Regions from separate parts of the Homo sapiens genome. Here region 2 is linked to region 1. Evidence: chromatin contacts called from ENCODE Hi-C or POLR2A ChIA-PET data. All regions are on one chromosome and are shown on one strand. The core of a region is the stretch at or near the end of the contact, and the rest is flanking DNA. Distances in the headings are between cores, read along the strand shown. Region 1 overlaps TBL1XR1 (TBL1X/Y related 1). Region 2 overlaps TBL1XR1 (TBL1X/Y related 1).

Region 1 (6,239 bases), core at 2,229-4,728:
AATAGAAGTCCATTTATAGAAGTGTAGTCTCAGAAAATTTATAATTTTCATTCCTCCAATATGTTTTAGAGTTAGTAGATGCCATGTGTTATATCAAAACTAGAGCTTTGATACTCTGATATTTATGGCTTTTAAGTACCTTTTTTGTTTATTAAGTATAAACTTATCAATATGTATTCCAACATGAACACAACAGAAACCAAACTAAAGATTTAGGTTGTGTTAAAATATGACCAGTACTGTGGGCTAAGGAGCCTGTTTTCCAGTTTTTCCAGAGAAACTCTTTGACAAAAATATTTGTCACCAATATTGCCATGAGGGACTCAATAGGTCTCAAACATTTTGGTCTTAGGATCTTGTTACAATCTTAATTTATTGATGATCTCAAAGAGCTTTTGTTTATGTGGGTTATAGTTATCAATATTAAATGTATCAGATATTAAAATGGAAATTTTGTATTACTTACTAATGTATTTTTTTTCTTTTTTTGAAATCAAACTCTCTCTTTGTCACCCAGGTTGGAGTGCAGTGGTCCTGTCTTGGCTCACTGCAACCTCCACCTCCTGGGTTCAAGCGATTCTCCTGCCCCAACCCCCCAAGTAGCTGAGATTACAGGTGCATGCCACCACACCTGGCTAATTTTTGTATTTTTAATAGAGACAGGGTTTCGCCATGTTGGCCAGGCTGGTCTCGAACTCCTGACCTCAAGTGATCCACCCGCCTCGGCTTCTCAAAGTGTTGGGATTACAGGCGTGAGCCACTGCGCCTGGCCATTTCATTCATTTGCAGGAAAATGTCTGCCAAATCCCCAGTCTGAATAACTATATTGTCATTTCTTCTTTGAAGTATAAACGCTGTTCCATGAAAAAAGTGGCTAGTGTAACTTGCAATTCAAACCATTGCAGTCCTGTTTTTTGAGACAACCATCATTTTAGTATGCAACGGAAGTAACTCTGTTACTTAGCACTTTGTTACACACACAGCATATTAAAAAGATGTGTATTTGAACATTTAAGATTTTCATAATATCACCTTTTCTGTTTCATTCAAGGATATTCTTCAGGGAATTTTTTTTTTTTTTTTGAGTGCATAGTGGTGAAAAAATACAATGACTACTAGTAATACCATCAGGTCTTGATTCGTAATACTAAGGTGTGAGCAGTTTTACCCACTATCGCTTTGTAACATTGGTGCAAATGCCAATGGAGTGAAAAATGCAAGTAATATCTTAGTAATACCATAAAAGTAATTTTGACCTCACAGTTCCCTTAAAAAGTCTTGGGAACTCCAGGGGTCTACGGATCCCAATTACTATGCTAAATAAAAAGTTGATCACATTTTGTCATTAGTATAATAGAATACCGTATCTGATTTTAAGTTTTGAACACCTTGAACAGCCTTAACAGTGAAGTACATTGCTGTGTGTCTTTTAAGAAAGAATCTTCTAAGAAGGTACTATTCTATTAAGAAATATTAAGAGTTAACTTTGCAGTTAGAATCTGTAACTTGACTGGGTAGGGCACATATAAGGAATGTACACGGTAGGGCCTCAGTGTGGTTATGGAGTGATGTACTTCTCTTCTCCCCAGCCCATGTGCCCTGGGGGCTTTTTTGTTTGCCTGTTTTTTAAATAGTACATTTTATATGACAGTACTGCCAACTGTTTTCTCTCATCCTGTGAAATTGACCTATGAGACTTTCATGGTGGATTTCTCCTAGTTTTCAATAAAAGTTGGAAGCCTTCTCCAATTTATGTCAGTTATCTTTACTCCATATACTTTTCCCTTTTTCTTCTGGGTTTACTAGTAGCTGGGTTGTGTGTGAGTGCACATCTGTATGTGTCAATCTATTAGCTGAGTACTAAATTTAGTTTGCATCGTCTTCACTCGATTTGAGCGAGCATTTATTGCCCTGTGGGGGATGGATGTTGATCTCTTCACAGTTTTTTTTTAAAACTATACTTTGATACTTGGGCTGTTATCAATCACATATTTCTGCTTCCTGAACAATCTTTTGGACATTTTTACTCTAGCCCTTCCAGAGAATTGACTGAGTATAACCAATCCATGGACACAAGTTTTGATTTACTTACTAGTCTGAGTTACGTAGGATTTTTTTCCCTCATGAGGAACCAAGGAATAACCACATCTTCTTCTAATACAGTGTTTCATAAACATTACTGTGGGTAGTATTTATTACCCTGGCCTCCTTTTCTCTTTGTTCTTCCTATAATATTTGAGTTTTAAGCAGAGTTCCTATCTATTCAGGTGATTAACTGTCCTTGTAAAGCTTTAGCATGTGTTCCACTCTTTGAGATTCTTAGATGAAACCCCGTCTCTACTGAAAATACAAAAAATTAGCCGGGCACGGTGGCGGGTGCCTATAGTCCCAGCTGCTCGGGAGGCTAAGGCAGTAGAATGGCGTGAACCTGGGAGGCGGAGCTTGCAGTGAGCCGAGATCGCACCACCACACTCTAGCCTGGGCAACAGAGCAAAACTCTGTCTCAAAAAAAAAAAAAAAAACAGATTCTCAGAACATGTCTGTTCCAAAGCTAGAATAAGTAGTTAGTTTTAGTTGATAAAGTCTCATTAGCTTTCTATTGTAATACAGATTCCTATTCAGACACACTCAGTATTTTATGCTAGTCAGACAGATTTTGACAGATCTTGATTTTAGTTTATTTTTATTTATTTATTTATTTTTTTTTTGAGACGGAGTCTTGCTTAGCTGCCCAGGCTGGAGTGCAGTGGTGCAATCTCAGCTCACTGCAGCTACCGTCTCCTGGGTTCAAGCGATTCTCCCATCTCAGCGTCCTGAGTAACTGGGATTACAGGCACCTGCCTCATGCTGGCTAATTTTTGTATTTTAGTAGAGATGGGGTTTCGCCACGTTGGCCAGGCTGGCCCTGAACTCCTGACCTCAGGTGATCCACCCGCCTCGGCCCCCCAAAGTGCTAGGATTACAGATGTGAGCCACCGCACCTGGCCAATTTTTATTTTTCGTGTCTGACTTTCTAATTCTTTGCCAGACTGACATTGCTTTACCTTAAGTTCTGTGACTGATTACTGCTTAGTTATTGAAAATATGTACCAGAAGTATGACCTATCTTCTTATCTCTTAGCATTTTCATTTCTTGTCCTTCTTTGTTCCCCTGTTGATATACCTTGACTGTAATTTATTCAGTTATTCCATACATATTTATTATTTCCTAGGATATGTATTTTTATGTTTTAGAAGGATCTTAGTTATAATCTGTGTAAATAATCACTTTTATACATTTAGGAAGTTGAAGTCAATGTCTGTGGGCAATGAGGCAGCTCATCAGAGGTCTTTTGGGTATAAAAAGAAATAAATTTGTAGCTAATGACTCTTGGACTTAAATCAAAGTGACTCATCATATAATGGATGCTAGTTTACTGCTTTCAAGCCTCAAGAGCTTTGCTGAGACTTTTAAAAAATTGCTTAATTGAGATTATGAGTCAGTGTTCCCTATCATCAAATAAACAACAAATATTCTGTTTTTTAAAAAAGCATTTTGTGAAAACCATTCTTACCTGTGGGCTATACAAATATAGGTGACAGGTTGAATTTGACATACAGGCTGTAGTTTGCAGATCCCTGGCTTAGATCACAGTTGAAACCAGTTTGATACTAGAAGTCTCAGTTAACTAATGAATAATTGATTTGGTGTGTTGTTTTTCCTTCCTTCCTTCCTTCCTTCCTTCCTTCCTTCCTTCCTTCCTTCCTTCCTTCCTTCCTTTCCTTCCTTTTCCTTCCTTTCCTTCCTTTCTTTCCTTTCCTTTCTTTCTTTTCTTTCGTCAGAGTTTTCCTCTGTTGCCCAGGCTGGACTGCAGTGGTGCGATCTCGGCTCACTGTAACCTCCACCTCCCGGGTTCAAGCAATTCTCATTCTTCAGCCTCCCGAGTAGCTGAGATTACAGGCCTGCGCCACCATGCCTGGGTAATTTTTTTGTATTTTTTTTTGTAGAGATGGGGTTTCACCATGTTGATCAGGCTGGTGTCAAACTCCTGACCTCAGGTGATCTGCCTGCCTTGGCCTCCCAAAGTGCTGGGATTATAAGTGTAAGCCACCATGCCCAGCTGGTGTACTGTTTTTTTTATGTCTTTATATGTTGGTGTTTATAAAGGTTGATAAGTCTTAATAAACATCATGTGCAGTAGGTACTGAAATATTTCTTAATGAGATGAGCTTATTGTTTTCCCTTTTCCTGATTCCTGGAGATGTCTGTCTGAGATCTGACCCTGATTTTGGTCTTCTAATACATTTTTTAGGCCTATAAAAATGCTTTCTTAAAAATTGCTTTATGACCTCATACTCTCAGGTAGCTTGCAAGGTTCCTATATACAACTCTGTGACATATACTGACTCACGTCTTTGAAGTTTAGAAGTAGAGGAGACTGTCTGATTCCATTTTCTCATTTTATAGATGACACAGAGACCCAGAAAATTTGCATCACTTGTCTAAAATCATATAGGCCATCCAAGATGTTATTTTTAATTTACATCCGAGCTCTGGATTCCAATGAAAGAGAGAAGGAAAAGTAATTTAAGTTCGTCACATCTAAGTTATAATTATACTTTAGTTTTGGACTAAGTTATGTTTGTAAGATAAAGTAATTTCGATTACACATTTGACTTTAGATCATGCAAAGAGTGTCCAGATCTCTTAAAAATGTGCTATAGCTAGGAGATTTAAGAAGATAATCTTATTTCTTTCTTTGTGTCCATAACTCTTTCACTGTTTTTTTCAGTCATCTAGATTTAAAATTATGTAATCGAGGATCACAGTTGGGCCCTGGCTTCAAGAATGGAATCAGAAAAGAATATGCTGTCTGTCTTGATTGAGGGTGACATTTAAAGTAGTACTTTGATGTGTAGGAGAACTAGGAGAGGATTAAATATTTGGAGCAGTAGTTGTCCAGCGAGTATATGCTGAACTGAGTTTTGTGATGCTGAAAATGCTGTACATATTCAGCTCACTGAATAGTCGTAGCTGGATTGCCTCACTAGTCCTGTGTTTTTGTAATATTTGCTGAATTATTGGCTACAAAGTTATGCAGTAAAATGATATTTCATGGTGAACATTTACAATATTAAGCGAACTTTTGAATATAGCCACCAATTGGCTAAATATTAAGACTAATTTTGGATTTGCTTTTGGCTACATTAATATAGCTATGGTTTGAATTAAGTAGTTGATTGCCTATAAGTGATTGGAATTTTAAATAAAAGCTTTTATGAGTATACAAGTGATTTCTGAGAGGAGGAAAGTTACAAAGATCTAATTTTTGGGAGGATCTCAGTTAATATTTAAGAATGAGTAAATATGATCAGGTAGAATATACAAATAAATCCTTTGTGAATTTAGGAAGTGTCTATTTTGAATATCCTGTTTATTTAATAAGCCATAAGCTCTTTGAGGGCAGGACTTCATTTATGCATGATATACTCTTCATCAGGCCTGATACCTGGGTGGTGAAGTGTAAAGACTGGATGAGTGTCTCAGTGCTGTTTTGTGACCTAGTTTAAAGACAGTTGTTCTAAAAGATACCAGAATGGAGGAACTATAGTGGTAAGTCTTCTTGTGTACTCTTTGAGATCTGATTCCTAGTATTTAGTACTCATGCGGGCAGGGGAAGACTACATCACATCCTAGAGCGTTCATTTGGCTATATAAATAAACCATAATGGACAAGTTCTAAGTTCTGCAAAGCCTTATTAAGTCCACTCATGAAGTAGTGGCATTTTCTCTAATTTCACTCTTTGGCACATAGGCTTTTAAGTTGTTTTAGAAGTAAGCCTTTCAAGGTCTTTTTCCTTTAAAAAAAAAACTTAATTGCCGGGAACTAATATAGCACTATGATCAATTAAATAATCAGTTTATAGCAGTTTGGACAGATAACTTTCCTGCTCTTATTTGGTATTTTTTATTATGACTTAAAAATATACCAGCAATATATATTTATTGCAGGAATTTTTAAAAGCAATAATTTATATCATTTTGATTTGTATTTTTCTTTGCCCTGGAATGCATTAGGTGGTGCTGGAAGCATCACTTGTTACTAGTTTCAGCTGGGAAATTGATGGCCTTTGCTAATCAGAATGAGCATTGTGAAAAACCTTTGCAGGTTGGATACTTTCATCCAAGTTTTGGACTGAATGATATTAGGGGAAAAGAAAATTTACTGTTTCTTTGTCAGTCTGTCTCAGTTGGATTC
Region 2 (6,713 bases), core at 2,218-4,717, 40 kb before region 1:
ATGTAATCCCATTTGTCTATTTTTGCTTTCGTTGCTTGTACTTTTTGAGGTCCTATCCAAAGAAAATCCTTGCCCAGATTGCTGTCAGGAAGTGTTCCTCTTGAGTTTTCTTTTAGTAATTTTCTAGTTTTGAGTCTTATGCTTAAGTCTTTAATCCATTTTTTTTGTTTAATTTTTGTATATGGTGAAAGATAAGGGTCTACTTTCATTTTTCTACATGTGAATATTCATTCTGTTTCCCCAAAACCATTTATTGAAGACACTGTTCTCTCCCCACTGTGTGTTCTTGGCACCTTTGTCAAAAATTAGTTGACTGTAAATGTGTAGATTTACTTTTGGGTTCTCTCTATTCTATTCCGTGTGTGTGTGTGTGTGTGTTTTGAGACAGTCTTGCTTCATCGGAGTGCAGTGCCACGATCTCTGCTCACAGCAACCTCTGCCTCCCTCCGCCTTTCAGATTCAAGCGATTCTCCTGCCTCAGCCTCCCGAGTAGCTGCGACTCCAGGCACATGGTACCACGCCCGACTAATTTTTGTATTTTTAGTAGAGACGGGGTTTCACCATGTTGGCCAGGCTGGTTTCGAACTCCTGACTTCGTGATCCGCCCGCCTCAGCCTCCCAAAGTGTTGGGATTACAGGTGTGAGCCACCGCACCCAGCAGGTCTTTGAGGGCTTTCACAAAAAAGTGTTCTCATACTTTTCTTTTTCTTGAAAAGTAGAAATTTGGCCGGGCACCTAATTACTTGTTTTTAAAACGGACAATATTATGTACTGTACAAAATAGTCAGATTTAAATGATACTGAGTGTGCCAGCAATGTAGAGTTTAATACTCATTTTATCACCTCTGATAAGAATGTTTAACCATTTCCGATCTCAATCTGTATGCATAAAACAAAGGGGATTGAATGAGACAGCTTTTCTTTAACTGTCCTATGATCAAAACAAGTTTTCCATGCTATTTAAATGATACTTTAGGCCGGGGGCCGTGGCTCGTGCCTGTAATCCCAGCACTTTTGGAGGCTGAGGTGGGTGGATCACCTGGGGTTAGGAGTTCTAGACCAGCCTGGCCAACGTGTCAAAACCCCACCTCTACTAAAAATACAAAAATTAGCTGAGCGTAGTGGCAGACGCCTGTAATCCCAGCTACTTGGGAAGCTGAGGTGGGAGAATTGCTTGAACCCGGGAGACGCAGGTTTTAGTGAGCCGAGGTGGTGCCACTGTACTTCAGCCTCGGCAACAGAGTCAGAGCCCCTCACAAAAAAAAAAAAAAAAAATATATATATATATATATATATATATATATATATTTGATTTTATATCTTTGTTGTCTTATTTCTTAGAAGGCAGGAGATATTTTCTTCTTCGTTTCAGGGCCTAGTTCTTATTTTTTAAAAGGCTTCAAAGGATCTTAGCAGTCAATCCAATAAACCCAGTCATTGCTTGTTGGTGGTGAGTCTTAAGAGGCTTAAGTTGTAGGCCTAAGACCACTGGCACCCTACAGGCAGAGTTGGGATGAGGACCCAGGTGCATTGTAAAAGGTTCCCTAAACCGTTTCTCTTTCTGTGAATAAATGACCTTGGTTTAATGTTTAGCTCTGACTCATCTGAAATCTAAAGTGAAATGTCAATATTAACAGCCACCATATAGGGTATGGCAAAGAGATTCCTGACACGTGAACTGCACCTGGTTTGGGAAGGTGTGATGCATTCTTAAAACAGCATATCCTTCGTGGATTGGGTGCCCTGGAAGATATGTCCAGGAGATGCTTATAAGATGATAGTGGGCCTGGCGCAGTGGCTGAAGCCTGTAATCTCAGCAGTTAGGGTGGCCTAGATGGGCAAATAACTTGAGGTCAGGAGTTCAAGACCAGCCTGGCCAGCATGGTGAAACCCAGGCTCAACCGATCCTCCCAGCTATTTTGTCTCTACTAAAAATACCCAAATTAGCCTGGCATGGTGGCATGCACCTGTAGTCCCAGCTACTCGGGAGGCTGAGGCAGGTGAATCGCTTGAACCCAGGAGGCAGAGGTTGCAGTGAGCCGAGATAGCGCCACTGCACTCCAGTCTGGGCAACAGAGAAAGGCTCTGTCTTTAAAAAAAAAAAAAAAAAATCAATCATAGTGGTTTCTCAGTGGAACTCAGGTGTGTCTAACCCAGGGTAACTTTTGTATCGTTTGTGGATTCTTTGCCCTTTGCATACCTACCTGAATAATGATATGGTGATGGTGATGATAGTAGGGAGAGGTGCAAAGACAATAGCTCCTGGATTGCATGTCCTCCTGTTGTGTGCCTGGCGTGATACTGCCCTGCTAGCCTGTCCTGTCCTGTAGCTTTCTCTGTAAACACATGCCAGGTGTGGCCTACTTAGGTTTTGTGAATTTGTCTAGTTGAGTCTGAGTTGTTAGAGCAGTTCCTTTCAACTGTTGATTTGCTTGACGTGAGATCAAGGGGGTGAAAATCATACACAACACATTTTTTTCCTCTTTGTTTGAAAGATATTTTCCTCTTCTGGACCCTATCTAGAAGAAGTATTCCTTAGACAATTTCCGGCTTCTTTTCTCTCATGAAGAGGAGGTAAGATTTTTGTTCTCACACTTATCTGCTTCCCAAAATATCCCCCCCGTTCTCATTAAGTTCTGACCACTCCTTCCTCTCATCTCATTTAATTCTTATTCATATCTAGAATTGTGTTTTAGGTACAATAGTAGGCATAAGTCACAGACATACTGTCATTTATTCCTGTGCATTTACAATAGAAGGTATTGAAAAAATTCAGCTTAGTGTCTTCATAGTTCTAGCTTTATGCATTTTCACAGACATTTATCCTTTGCCTCCTCTTTGTCTTCTGCTGAAGAATAGTGAACACAGTAGGGAAAAAAAAACCACAAAACCAAGACCAGGTGTTCTTAAGCAAAGAAGTTCTGGTTTGTGTTTTGTTATTTTTCCCTAGTCAGGTATTTTAAATTCGTAATGGTGGGTGTATAGCCCTAGATACATTGTAAGCTTTGCTGGATATTTACAAATTGTTGCCTAAACTGTAGAAGGGCTTAAGTCATTAGACATTCTATTTTAGTGACATTTTTCTGTTTTTCTGTATCATGTGTCTTGGAAAAACTTTGAAGTTCTTTGATGTTAATTTTGTAAGAATGTGTGTCTGAAAATATTTTGACTGAATAGACTCTGGGTTACAGTTAAGAATTTCTTTGATTTGGCACATCTTCTCTTTAGCATTTCATAGCTTTTATCATGGCCTGCATATACAACATGTCAATTATAATGCCTGATAGGTCTCCTAGGAGTTGTAGCTTCACAATATATAGGAGGCATCAGGCACAAATCGATACTGCAGAGAAAAAATTAGAGTAACTAAAACATAAATGACGTATTTTGTGAATAAGGAAGTGTTCTAGGTATGCCTTCCAGTAGTAAGCGGACAACACCAAGATATAAGGCACGTCTTCATACATCATTGTCTGTACACAGAACATCGAGCATACAGGAAGCTTCCTGAGTATCTTGCTGTCTCTCAATTGAAATACAAACCAACTCTGGCTCTGACCATCCTACTTTAATATTGCAACCCAGGGGTTCCTCTTTCACCTCTCTTCCCCCCAACTTCTGAATCCCTTTACCCTGCTTGGACTTTTTCTTTTTTCATAGCATTTATGATTGTAACATTACTTATTAATCAAAATTCTGCTGGAATTTAAACTGTGAGAGAGCAGGGATCTGTGTTTTATTTACTGATGTATTTTAGTAAGTTTTGTCCCCAGTGGGTGAATTAATAGTAACTCGATGTAAAGGGCTAACTTTTAATGTTAACAATCTCTAGTAGAAAGGTTAATTACAATTTGTTTTTTCTTCCTTCTTCCTTTCTTTCCCCACCTCTTCTTTCTTCCCATAGTTCTGTTGTCTACTGCAGGACAAATCTTACAATCATCCCAAAATACAAAAACAAAACAACCTTCTGTTTAGTCTTGGAGGTAAACATAGGCTTTAAATTACATTTCTTCCTATTCTCTTAAAGGGGACTTGCTTGATAGTTTGTATTTTCTTGAGTAACTAATGCATTTCTAATGGAGAGAGTTCATTTAGTGTGCAGGTTCTTTGTTTCTGATTGAATGTTTGGTTGCTTTCATATTCAGTTTATGTTCAATTAAAAAATTGGGAAAAGGTATGAAATTGACAATTTTAAATGTAATTTTGTTTATATATTAACTTGTTTTTAAAAATTAATTACAAATATACAATTTACTTGTTTTTTCCCCATATTTATCTGTGAATTAGATTATGATTTAGGATTGTTAGAAAATGTGAAAAGAAAACATGTTTGACAATAACATTTTCATCTCTATTATAGAAGTGATTTTTGGTATCCAGATATCCTTATCCCATCAAAAAGCTAAAATGCAAGCTCATTTTCTGTTAATTTTTAAGATGGGCATAACATTTCTTCTCATCGCTGCTTGGTGAACATTAGCTAGTATTGCCACAACTTATGGCCAGTGTTTTCTGTTTCTTCCTTCCTTCTATTTGCTCTGGCAAAGAGGACGCATTTCCAGGACCAGTCTCAGCTAGCCCAGTGTCTTTATTGTCTGTTTCTTTGTTGTTTGCATTAATAAAAATACCATTAGTATTTTTTAAACTCATGGAAATTCATAATTCAAACAATTTTTTTGCTTAGGGAGTTGATTCTTTTTGTTCTTTTAATACTATACTATTTTTAACCTTTTTGCTCCCTTTTAAACTATACATGCAGTTATAATTAACTGATATTAGTATTACTTCTGTGCGAAAATGCCTTTAGGCATTCAATAGGATTATAAATCCTAGTTTATTTTCTTTACAATAAGCCAAACACTATGTTCATACTTGTTATCAAGCTGTCTAATACACTATATAGATGAAGACACTGAGGGCTTGCTTACAGTTGTATGGATATGATGTGAAAGAGCTGAGTTTTTAAACAGAACAGAAAGCCTTATTCTTTCCATTCTTACCCCCACTGTCTTTTAAGTTTCTAAAGATGGCAGAGGAATGTTGAAGTTTAATACTTATAATTTTCTTAATGAACTTCATTATTATATATAGGGCCACATAAGATACTATGTTTGAATTCCTTAGAAAATTTCCTTTTCATAGAATGGTTATATATTTTTAGTAGGCAGTGTTTAAATAGTAAGTGTTTTTGCTTGGTCTGTTAATTTATTTGATTTAAAAAAATGTTTACCTCATTTAACCTAAAAGCTTCTTTGCTTTATCCTGGATCTGTAGAAATTTGGATGGTTCTGGGAATTGCTTCAGAGTCAACAAACTATGACCTGTGGACCATATCTGGTGTGTTATCTTTTTTTTTTTTGAATAAAGTTTTATTAGAAAGAGTAATGCCCATTCATTTTTTAATGTATTGTCTGTGGCTACTTTGCTGTATAATAGCAGAGTTGAGTAGTAGTGACAGAGACCAAATGGCCTGCAAAATAAAAAAATATCTGCTAACTGGCCATAGTTTGCCTTAGACCATTGCGTGCCAATGACTGAGAAGTAAGATGGAGTAGTTGTATTCAGATAATCTCAGTTGGTGTTTTATTATCGTAACTTGGGTGCTGGGCACAGAGAGGAGTTTTCTGTATTGAAATATATATAATATATGAGATCTTAAGAAAGGTAGTTTCGTTTCATGATCCCCGGATGGTGTATCTATGTGTGTGTGAACCAGAAGTGGCTCCTTGAATGGGTCAGGCAGATAACACAGCTTGTGTTTGCTGGTTCGAATGTATCATTTTAAGTTTGGTGAACAAGTTAAATTGAAAGCATTTTGGCAAACCAACACCGGATGAGAACTTGGCATTCTCCAGAATTAAGAATATTCCACTAAAAAAACCCCCATACAACCTTGATTTCATAAATGAATGTATTTCTGGCAGCTATTTTGATTGGAATGTGGTAGTTAAATGAAATATTTGTTTTAATTTACTGAAGGAAAAGCATTTGCTGATACTGTCTAGATTATGCCAACTTTCAAAATATGAAATTAAAGAAACCAATTTGAAAACTTTTTTTCACGTGAATCTGTAAGGAAATGTTTTCTGTAAGGACACATAAGAGCGACTCTTTGAGTTCATCAGTAGTGGATAAATAGAAACATAACATTTCAGAATTCTGAACCTAATATCTAGTTTAATGTAAGTGTGTATATTTTTTGTGTGTCCAAAGCACTTCAGAATGACAGTTTTCAGTTTAGTAATTATCCGCTGACATATTCTTAATTTTTTTTTTAAAGAGGCCTATTGCATTCTATTACAAAGTAAAAATTGAAGCTGTTTAGTTGTGAAGAGTGTTTGAAGAACTGCTTCATTTAGAAGGTGTTCATTATCACTGTGAGGTTATGCTAGTCAGGATGACTACTGTGGGCATATTCCAAATCTGTTGTAATTAAAAAGTTTTATAAATGATAATTTTTTTTTTTAGTAGTAATGCTGTTGTGTTAATTCACTAAAAGACATAATGTACCTGGATTCAATAGCCTTAGTAGCACACAGGACGGCAGAATCTGAATGGGCAGTTTGTGTCCTGCACAGAGGTACACAGCCAAGGGAAAAGTGGGCACTGAAATCCAGGCCAAGCTGTTTCCCTGTTAGCGGACTGTCTTCACAGAGGAAGGAGCTTCCTTTATAACAATTTATTTCTGTTATTTAATATGCATTATGTCTTAT

Evidence for each region. Hi-C counts contacts between places; a loop is a spot of excess contacts on that map. ChIA-PET counts read pairs that join two places held with the same protein, here RNA polymerase II (POLR2A). Pooled maps may share reads with other maps.
Region 2: a map of CD4-positive, alpha-beta T cell shows a loop between it and region 1 (2.4-fold over the local background). The contact joins two enhancer-like sites. A Hi-C loop is called at or near these places in 6 of 168 maps with a recorded cell type or tissue (CD4-positive, alpha-beta T cell, CD4-positive, alpha-beta memory T cell, IMR-90 and 3 more), 4 of 37 single-sample maps with no recorded cell type and 3 of 50 pooled maps. POLR2A ChIA-PET finds 5 or more read pairs at or near these places in 7 of 52 experiments (A673, H1, OCI-LY7 and 4 more).

What each region holds. Positions count from the first base shown.
Region 1 is chr3:177,067,315-177,073,553 of GRCh38, reverse strand. All of the region lies in intron 2 of TBL1XR1 (TBL1X/Y related 1), which reads left to right. Among named protein-coding and RNA genes, the nearest start is that of TBL1XR1-AS1, 33 kb to the right of the region's middle. Within about 2 kb of position 3,478, at least 2 of the 41 ENCODE cell types and tissues checked have a DNase peak (open chromatin) inside an H3K27ac peak, as active enhancers do.
Region 2 is chr3:177,106,670-177,113,382 of GRCh38, reverse strand. All of the region lies in intron 1 of TBL1XR1 (TBL1X/Y related 1), which reads left to right. Among named protein-coding and RNA genes, the nearest start is that of TBL1XR1-AS1, 73 kb to the right of the region's middle. Within about 2 kb of position 3,467, at least 3 of the 41 ENCODE cell types and tissues checked have a DNase peak (open chromatin) inside an H3K27ac peak, as active enhancers do.